2 separate regions of the Homo sapiens genome follow, and region 2 is linked to region 1. Evidence: chromatin loops called from intact Hi-C (ENCODE). Cell type or tissue: heart right ventricle. All regions are shown on one strand. Each heading gives the region's core, and the rest is flanking DNA. Links, peaks and the distances in the headings are about the cores only.

The links. Peaks named below come from ENCODE experiments on the same cell type or tissue, not always from the same donor. Only the 100,000 strongest peaks of a DNase experiment are listed, where the experiment ranks them.
Region 2: a loop joins it to region 1, with 2.0 times the contacts of the local background. A loop is called at or near these places in 16 of 110 quality-filtered maps.

Annotation. Positions count from the first base shown.
Region 1 is chr11:12,743,818-12,749,190 of GRCh38, reverse strand. All of the region lies in intron 2 of TEAD1 (TEA domain transcription factor 1), which reads right to left. Among named protein-coding and RNA genes, the nearest start is that of TEAD1, 72 kb to the right of the region's middle. In heart right ventricle, for the core only: a CTCF peak has its summit at 2,467; DNase peaks (open chromatin) are centred at 2,400 and 4,231; H3K27ac peaks cover 3,274 bases.
Region 2 is chr11:12,684,327-12,689,699 of GRCh38, reverse strand. All of the region lies in intron 2 of TEAD1 (TEA domain transcription factor 1), which reads right to left. Among named protein-coding and RNA genes, the nearest start is that of TEAD1, 13 kb to the right of the region's middle. In heart right ventricle, for the core only: no CTCF peak of the experiment used is centred there; no DNase peak of the experiment used is centred there; H3K27ac peaks cover 1,340 bases.

The DNA.
Region 1 (5,373 bases), core at 305-5,304:
GGGGATGTGACTTCAGAAGCCAAAAGTCCCCCACAGGCAAAACAAACCAGCGCAAATCCTCACACACACACAGTTCTGGCACAGTGGGCCCTGACACCATCAACATCACATTGCTGATTAAGGATCTATCTGTAAAAGTCCCCATGAAAATCCAAAAGGATTCCCAGGTCCTGGGAGAATCCCACCGCCTCCTCTCAGAGATGATGTTTCTCAGGTAAACTGGCTGGAGCATAACCCAAAAGGAGGGCCATTATCCTAGGTTCCCCTCCTCCCCTCCTGATCTAAATGATCACCAAGAACGTCCATTTGACCCCCAGTCCCCCTGCCTCCCCTGGATCCCCTCTGCTCCTCTCTACCCCACTAACTTTGCTCCTGTCTCAAGGAAAGGACCGCACCATTTCTGCCTCAGCCCTCTGCCAGAGCTGAGCTGTCCCCCGCCTCCCCACACTCTCGCCACTGCCAACAACCTAGTCCCCAAGCCTGGTTATACGAGATGATATGGGTGGCTTCTTAAACATAGAGATTCCCAGCTTTATGCCAGAAATCCTGAATCAGAATCCCAGGAGACATATTTTTAGCGAGTGTCTCCTACACTATCCCGCAGTCAGAAAGGTTTTCCTAAAATGCAAATAGGACTTTCATCATACACTCACTTGAAGTCATTCAGCAGATCCCCACTCACTCAGGACTGAAGTGCATTATGAGACCCCTGGCCTTTCACACCTGTTCTCAGCCTGCTCCTCCAGCCACCCATCCAGAACCCCAACATTCTAGCTGCACACGCACTCCAAGATGCCTGGACACAGCCGGCCACCTACTCCACTCCTTCAGGTGCCTGGGGCTCTCCCAATACCTGACAGATTGTTGGAACTCAAAAAACTTTTGCTGATATTGTCCTTGGTAGGTATTTCTAAGAATTGCAGGGATTAGACCAGGCGCAGCGGCTCACGCCTGTAATCCCAGCACTTTGGGAGGCAGAGGCGGGTGCATCACCTGAGGTCAGGAGTTTGAGACCAGCCTGGCCAATATGGTGAAACCTCATCACTACTAAGAATACAAAAATTAGCCGGGCGTGGTGACGGGTGCCTGTAGTCCCAGCTACTTGGGAGGCTGAAGCAGGAGAATCACTTGAACCCAGGAGGTGGAGGTTGCAGTGAGCCAGGATCGCGCCACTGCACTCCAGCCTGGGCAACAGAGCAAGACTCTGTCTCAAAAAAAAAAAAATTGCAGGGATCACCTTGGACATCTGGAGAATCCATATGGCAGAGCAGTTATATATACATAAAGAGAATACTGAGTTTTAGAATCCCAAAGAGTTTGAATTTTGATTCCTCCACTTACTACCTGTGCCTACATTTCTTTTCATGAAAACTGGAACATTATTAGCCACCTGATGTAAAGATTAAATGAGATGATCCATGAAAGTATTAACAGAATATCTCAATCAACAGTCAATGCATATATTATCTAAATGCTTAGAGATGAGCATGGGTAGTATGTCTTAACTGTGCCAGACACACCGTAGGTTCTCAAATAGCTGACAACAAAACTAATAGGCCAGGCGTGGTGGCTCACGCCTGTAATCCTAGCACTCTGAGAGACCTAGGCAGGCAGATCACTTGAGGTCAGGAGTTCAAGACCAGCCTTGCCAAAATAGTGAAACCACATCTCTACTAAAAATACAAAAAATTAGATGGGTGTGGTGGCGGGTGCCTATAATCCCAGCTACTCAGGAGGCTGAGGCAGGATTATCACTTGAACCCGGGAGGCAGAGTTGCAGTGAGCCAAGATTGTGCCACTGCACTCCAGCCTGGATGACATAGCAAGACATCGTCTCAAAAAATAAATAAAAAACAAAAATTTTAAAAATTAAAAAATAATAATAATTACTGCTAATATATCCACCTTCTTCCCTGCTATACTGCAAATTTTCAAAGGTAGGCACTATTTCCCATTCATTTCTGCACCCCACTCCAGCCCCCTAGCCCAGCTCAACAAATAACCATTTGCTTTATTTTAACTTAAAATGTGAATACAATTTTGATGATTCTTAAGAAATTCATCCTTGTCTAAGGAATTACAAGGACAGCCTCAGGCATACCTTAGACTAGAACCACAGAGTGAGATAAAAGAGACTCACTGGCCTCAAAACCTTCCTCAGGTTTCCAAACACCCTGACTACCTGGTCTGTGGCCTCAACAACCAACTCCACCTTTCTTTAACCTCAGGCAGGACCTGCCACCTGCTGAGCCGCACAGTCTGAGGTCTTCACTGGTGAACCCCCAGCCCGCCTGGTCTGTGGCATCCCAGCCCCTGCTGCAGCCTGCCCACAGCCCTCAGCCCAGCCTGCTTCAGCAGCAGCTCATCCTGGGAGAACGCAGCCTGGCTCTCAGCCAGTTCACCTCCCACAAGAGCCAGGGGGCTGCGCTGGGCCCAGTGTCAGGTTACCACAAAAATAACAGTGGGCCTGCCTAAACCACGCATGCGGGCCAAGTGTAGGAGGGAAGTGCCCCAGAGGTGAGAAAGAGCAGCTCAGGAGAAGAAAAAAAAGGAAGACCTTTGAACATGTGTCAAAGAGGACTTGGTTTTTAAGAAAAGAACATTAAATTCATAACTACACTCAATACCGCCACTACAGCTTCTTCAGTACCTCATTTAGTACCTAATCAGGGTAACATATTTATATTATACTTAACTCTAAATATGCTTTTAAAAATATTATTTTAGGACAAGACGGGGATGAAGTTTTCTTTAGTTTGCTTATTTAATACCATTTATAAGTCAGATTTGGGTCAATGAAGGTTTTAACAAGTATTCCCACTGAACAAATTCCTAATATTACTCAGCTTTAATTTTCTCAAAACTAAATCCAAACATGTCGAAGCTAATTAGGTTTATGTAGAAGAGGTAGGACTTCAAGGGGAGGGAAAAGGCTAATAAAAAGCATTTATTCATTATTTTTTCTTCTTCCCTAAAATGAAATCAAAGTTCATTCCCGTGCTACTCTCGTGCAAGAATGCTGCTAGCTTGATGTGCTCTGGCCCAGCCTGGATATTTCAAATAAAGTTAACTTCAATCACTGTAGGGAGTTAGGAGGGTATTGATTCTCCATCCATTGTTCTTTCATCCTGGTTTACTCCACACACAATGCCTCTTTAATTTGCTCCTAGCAACTGTTTTATGAGTGGGTGGGTACAGGCCCAGCTACAAGAAAAGATGCACTTCCTTAAGCCAGGCAGGTAAGCCTCAAGACCAGGCCATCCACTGGGTGGAATGGGTTTCCCACTGTAATCCCGTACGTGCAAAAGAAGCTGTGAATGCCTTGGCAGGAGAAGACAGAGCCAACTCTAACAGGCACATTTAGATTCCCAACCTGAAGGTGGTGAAAGGTAGATGGACAAAAAAATTCTAAGCAGAAAAATATGGGCTAAGTTTTTTTTTTTAACAATTAATTTTGATGGGGAAAAGGTTCTCAATTGTCACCTTATTTTGCAGTTATTGATTTATATTTCATTTTACAATATCAGGGTTGCACGTATTATAAGACACAGCCGTATTCTGAACAAGACTCCACTGCAAACAGTCCAAAAAAAAAAAAAAAAACCCCTTAAAATGACAATTTTAGAGGCAGCCAGACCAGCAGTTGACATGCAGACAGGCAGCGATTCTGTGTTTTTAAATTTTTTTTAGCTTTTCAGAAACAGCCCTCTCCCAATCAAATTGATCAAAAATTTCATAGAAGAACTTATCACCAGTGGAGTGTGAGTCCTGAAAATTTAAAATAATACCGAATAAGTAGTGAAATTCACTGTAGTTTCATTCTGTCTTTAAAAGCAGCCAAAGTCTAGTTTCCAGAAGAGAGGATCTCATTCACCTTGCTACTCCTAGTGTGGCCAGAATTGACACAGTTCATGCAGGGCACATCACACCGTGCAATTATCAACCAGCATTGACACTGCTAAAAGATCTTTAATAATCCTGGTTTTTACCATAAAAGCTCTCATTATTATCCCAGCTCTCTTTGCTTGTTCAGCGTGCCTGGTCACTTACAGGAGGATGAGAAAAAACCGTAGACTCGACTCATCTTTCCCCAGCAGTGTCTCCCAGGGAGCTGTTCATGTCTCTGCAGAGCAATGCCACCACACTCCCTGACCAGGTTTAAAATTAGCCGAGCCCTGGAGAGCCACAGGTAACCTTCCGACAAGGTTAGCCAGCAGAGCAGAGCACAGCTCAGGGAGGGACATTAATAAGAAGCCAAGTAGAACCTTTCAACAAGCCCATTAGGGCCTCTCAGAACCCGTGCAGTCTGGAAGCCTGGGGGAGCCAGGTGCCTCAACGCGAGGAGGCTGACCTAGGCCTCTTATTTTTATCCCACCGAGTCAGCAGCTTTCTTTACAAGAGATAAATACAACCTCCAAATGTGCTTCTCCAAGTTTAAATCCAACATGTTCACCCACTCACTAATTATACAATAATTTTTAAATTTTTAATCGGGTTTTTAAAAATATTTCTGGAACACCTCTAGTTATAAAAGTTAATACCCATAGATGACCAAAAGTGGAACATATAGAAACATCCACAAAGAAAATTAACTTTACCCATATTCCACCATCAAATAATAATCAGTGCTACCCATGCATTTTGATGTCCTTTCTTACACTAATTATTCCTTACAGCTTTAGGTTTTTATTGCCCACCTAACATTTCACAGTCAGAAATAGTTCCTGAGTCCTGAAAACTTCTCTGTGTCTGTGATTTTTAAGAGGTACATAATATTCTGGGGGGTGGATATGCTATTATTTAGCTCTTTTCTCATGCTTGGACATTTAGATTTTGCCCAACTTTTCACTGTTGTAGCAAACATCCTTGTAATCATTTCTCAAGGACAGATTCCTAGCCTACAGTCAAAGAGCAGAAAAATTTCAAGGCCACCGATAGACTGGGGACCTCATGAAGACAGAGGCTGTGCGCCTCTCACACTGTATACACAGTATTTTCTGAAAAAAAGGACATGTCTCAGTGCTTTCTAAATAGCCCTAAATTCTAATGTGACACTGTCCAAACGCCTTTGGGGATAATCTGGCCTAGCGCAACTAAAGTTTTCTCAGCAATGAATTAAAGATGACAAGTGAAGAATCTATCAACACCTCTGAACACCTGCCAGTTTCAGACACTCTCCCACACCACCTCCAGTACCCGACTGGTACAACTATACTGGTTGTTTAAAATACTGAAATACTTCCATAACAGCGTGTAAAGAGTCAGTGCTCCAAAGCCCCAGTGAATGCTCTGTCCCCTTCGTAGTGTCCCAAGGTCTCCTCACTATTCAACAAGGATAGGTGTCCGGCAAATCAAGGGGCCTGCAGTGTAGTT
Region 2 (5,373 bases), core at 93-5,092, 59 kb after region 1:
AGACACTGAAAATCTAAAATAAAAATAAGATTCTGCTCCTGACCCCCTCCTTCAAAAAGAGAGACAGATGCTACAGAAGAGGTACTTGGCACTCTACTTCACAGCTGCTGGATGATGGTAGTCACAATCATAATTAGCAGCAGCAGCTAACATTTATGAGACACTTCTCCGCGAGTCAGCACTGTGCTCACCCTCACTGAACCTGCACTATAACCCATAAGGAAGGCACTTCTATGTCCATTTCAGGGGTTAGGAAACTGTGCTTCAGAAGGATAAAGAGGTTGCCCAAGGTCAAACAGATAAGTGAAGGAAACCTGTGTCATTCCACAAGTTCATAAGCATAATGCGGATGAGAATGAGTTATGTTATTCCAAAATAGTAACAACTATCAAGAGTGCTGGGAACTCTATAAGCCAACAGATTCAATCCAGTGTTAAAGAGAGCAGAAGTGGTGCTTTTCTGATGACCATTTTTGGTGAAATGTAGTGAACTGCAGGGTAGAGTCTCTGAGATCTTAAAGTGATAAGAGCAGAGGAGAAAGGGTGAAAAGTGGAGGCAGGAAGGGTGGATGTGTTTTCCAGGGAGGAGGGAGAGACAACAGAAAATATGAAAACAAAAGGGAAATAGCCTGTCAAACTAAAAATTTAAAAACAAAACAAACAAATAAACAACAACAAAAAAAAAAACAGAAAAACAACAAAGCAGGAAATCCAGCAAGAGGGGAAGCTGGGGCAAAGCTTAAAACTAAACCCAAAGGAGGAAGACGAAAAGGCAAATAAATGACCCCCAGTCAGACCAGCCTATGTTATTCGGGAGGAAAACCTCAGGACCCTGAACTGAGAAACTGGAGAGTGGAGGAAGCAAGAGACTTCTCAATGGGTTGGGGGAACCAACAGAGAGGCTGACAGTGGGTCATTCGCTATATTTCATTTAAACTCACATGTGGAGAAGTACTATTATTTTCTCCATTTTGCAGAGGAGGAAACAAGAAGCCGAGATAGAGTTAATCACTTACTCAAAATCACACAGCCAATAGGCAGAACTGGGGCTGCAACCAAGATCTGACCTCCAAGCCATGCTTTCCGGCTACCTTACTGAATACACCAAGCACTAGTAAGAACTGCACAGTTAGGACAACACCAAAACAGCCAACAGAACCACCTAGGAAGAATTTAAGAAATGCATGAAGACTAAGAAGGTACAAGCAAGTTGGGAAGCGGGGAAAGTCATGAGCACAGAGTCCTAAAAACTGGCAATCAGTGATCACACACCTTTTAGCTGAGAGACACCAGAAACAGGTAGACAGGAGGAAAAGATTGTATCAACCAGCCCCACTGCCTCCCACCAAAAACCAACCAAGGTGTCAAAGAGGGGTATCAACCCTGTAAACAACCCCATTTCAAAGACCCAGTGTCTTTTTCAGAGTCCTGATTATGAAGGGCTCTGGGCAAGCACAGTTAACTCTCTTCTGCCAGCTGCCCCCATCACTGCCCATCACCTATCACAGGCTAAGCTGGTCACCTGGGTGGGAAGAGAGAAATTCACCCCATCTCAGCAGGTTCCCAAGCACTCCCATTCTCAAAAAGTGAAGTCAAGGTCATCTGCCTAAACCCTATCCCCAGCATGAGGCCATTTCCATATCCAGGCCTACAGGGTGATGGAGGGGGCTAACTTATTCTGCCTGCCTGCCAACACAGCACATTCCAAAGCAAAACCAGATAAACTGGCAGGTCCAGTTCCAAACTTCCAAACTACAGCAGTCCCCCTACCCACTACACCCACCTAGAGAATAGTTTGGATTAGCCTGGCCCGGAGGAGTCCTGCCCCCTCTCTCTCAACGGTGAGTATAACCAGTCACGGGGGTGAGGGGTACTGGTCCCCACAGTCCTGGAGGACTGAAACCACAGGGGAGAGGTGAATGGGGCAGGATAAGTAATCTCTGAAAGGCTCAACTGAGACACACCCAACTTTTCAAGACCTTAGCCATATGTTTGTAAGAGGGAGTAAAATGGGCCACCAAGAAAACACAAGTATTGTGTCCTCATTTTTCTGGGCAAATACACTAAATGAGAAGCCTACCTTTGTTTCAATGTCACAATCTATCTTAACTCCCTTCAAATGCCACAAGAAAACCGGATAGGTGACTTGATGTGCAGTCCTTTGTTAGCCTGACAGCTGTGGAGTCACACAGATAAAGAACTGGTTTTAAAGTGCAGCTGTGTGATGTTGGGTAGGTCACTAAACTTCTCTGAGCTTCACCTTCTTCAACTACAATTGCAACTCAACTCTTATATGGGCTTGAGACAGAACCTGGCCTGTCAGCCTTCCCTTCCTATCCAAGAAGCCCAGGAATGAGCACAACTAAAAGTGAACTCAGCAGTACTGCTCCTCCTCCACAAAACCTGTCTTTGAGGGTTATGGATGGTATGATAAGATAAGTTTTCCAGGACCTTTCTGCCTAAGGGCTCACACATTTTCTCTCTTTAATCAAAAGCACAGCACAAAAAACAGCTAGAGGGGCAAGAGGCAGTACAGCATCATCTTCCCAGAAAGATAAACCAAAGATTTTCAAATGATTTACCTAAGGTCACAGGAAGAGCCATAGCAGAGGATTCCCAACCAGGACTTCCTTCCACACGAGCTAGAAGTGGAGAGACCAAGACCCAGCACTTGGAGGACCCTCAAATGCCTTCTCCCAGTGAACCACCCCAACAAGGTAACAGTTCTCCACCAGAGTTCTCAACAACAAAGTCTAGACGCCATTGTTTTGGTCAGAGCTGAAACACTGGACTGAACACCTCCACTCCTGCCCGAAGTCACTGCCTAAGGCACATCACAAAATAACTAAACAGTGGTGTCAAAAGAACCACCAGGAACTGAGCAGTGTCATTCCAATTACTTTTGGTTTTAGGCAAAGTTCTAAAAGTACTAAAATTTCTTTTAAAATTTCTAAAATTCCACTCAATGTTCTCTGGCTTATCTATTTAGGTGCATCATAGGACATCATTACACAGTCTCCCTCAGAACAAAGGTAAGTGAGTTTGAAACCTAAGAATGTCAAGAGTGCCAAGACCACAGGTTCTAAAATATAATCTGAAATCCCCCAATTTCATACAGTACAAACCAACCTTTCAGAATACCACTAAAAAAAAAACTTCTTTCTAAATTAAACTTTTTTGGTCTAAAAGGAAATGAACCAATGCTGAATCATTCCTATGAATGATGAGAATTATTTTTAAAAAAATACTTATGAGTGCATCCACAGAAAAGAACAAGGTTTGAAACAATTTGGTTGAAATAGCACAGGTTTGAAGGGAAAGTTGTTTCCTGAAATTCCCCTCTATTGTAGCTGTGGCCTCAGAAATGGCCTGGGACAATCCTTCAAAAGTAATACTGTCATGAGCTCAATACCAAGACACCACAAAGCCCTCCTGCCTGGGATTTTCTCTCCATTCTAGAAAAGTCTAGTCTGCCAGTTTCCCTGACAATTTCCTATTAGTACCATAGGCATATAATTTATCATCCAAACTGGGACATTTTGATAGTAAAGGAGGGTTCTTTAAGGATTATGCCAAGACAAGCAACATAAACCAGGATTATACCAGGCAAACAGGTACTCAGCCATGGGGAACCATAAAGGGCAGCCCTGTCGAAAATACAAATAGGCAAAACTGCCACAAACAGTAACCAGGAGGAAGGCAGCCAGGATCTGGTGGATGGACACAGGAACAAGGAAGACCAGGTTAAAATTAAGAAAAAAGCTAGGTAGAGCAGAGCCTGAAACTTGAGGTACACATTAACCTGATTCTAGGTCCATTTTCTCCCATTCTTAAGTCAATCTGCAAATCAGATTCAATGACTGATTTGTGGCCTCCCATGCCTTCCAGGTGTCTCCTCTTCATGATCTCCCACTTTATCCTTTATGACTTAGTTACTGGATTGTTTAAAAGTACAATCCATAAGGATGGGTTACCATGGTAAACATTTATCATTAGGGAGCACATCATTCCACATTATTGAAACTGATTATTTCTAAAGTAAAAAAGTTTCATTTTAAATACTACTACTGTTTATCTTTGAAACGAACTATATGTTTTTTCCTGGCTCCTCTCTAAAACCAACTGGTAGAAACTCTTCTTATTAGGTCTGATTATCAGTTTTTAATCACTCGATCACCGAAAAACATGACAGCCAGAGTGCTGGGGATACCATGGTGAGCATGACAAGATGCTGTTCTGTGTGGTGACTAGATCCAGGGTTTTATTTCTTTATGAGATATGATTCACATACCATAAAGTTCACCCTTTTGAAGTATGTAATTCAGTAATTTTAGTAGACTCCCAGGGTTGTGAATAAGTGCTTTTAAATATATTTTCTCCCCTCATCCACTGTCAGCCTGCCTGAATCTAAGTCTCTCTCCTCAACCAGACTACTCTCCTCCCTCAATAAGTCTTCATTTTAATTTTTTTAAAGAACTGGGAAACCAGATTAATTAGCACACATGTCTATACACTGCTTAAGAGACAAAAGGAAAAGATGTCAATAAAATGCAGGTGGTCCCTGGCCCAGGCTCACACAAAGCAATCTTAACTGCTCAGACCAGTCACCAGGAGTGGCCCAGATCTAAAAACACAGGGACATTGACACACCCAGAAGTGTAGCTGGGAATGTGAGCAGAGCAGGACCAGCTTAAGCCAGCTGACTTCGAAAACACAAGGTTCTATCACCAGCTTCCAGAAGGAACTCAGCTCATCTACCCAGGAAGTACCTGGAGTTAGGCACTGGAATTCACAACCATCCTCTTAAACATGCAAATACACTGGCTAAAGAGATGGGCAACCATTCATTCACATGAGTGTGAATTATTATTTGAGTGACATTTAAGGCCCAGAGGAAGCGAGTCTTAGGAGAGGGGCAAAGATTTATCTCTGGAGCTTGCAGTACTGAGAGAAACAAATGGCCTAGGTTTTAACAGCAGCCACACCTACAGCTCTAGCCTACCGAGCCAGCACTTACCTAATCTAAACTTTACTCCAACTCTTCCAAGTAGATAACATCATCCCCATTTTCCAGATGGGGAAACTGCGGGCACAGAGAAGCTAAGCAGCTAGCCCAAAGCAGGTATTAAGAGGTGCAATGAGGGCAGCAAAAGTACCTTTCTTCTCCGCACCTGAAGCTGAATGCCCTCTGCACCCCAGGGGGGATTATGCAATGGTTTTACAAGAAGGCCGAAGACCCTAAGCATTGTTTTGCTATGAAAAGATGAGTTCCATTCAACCACTTACAAAAGAACTTTTACAACCCAACCCCAATGTTAGGAGTGTGGCTTTCAAGCAAGAAGCTAAGGAAAAGGTTTTCTTTTAGACAGATGAA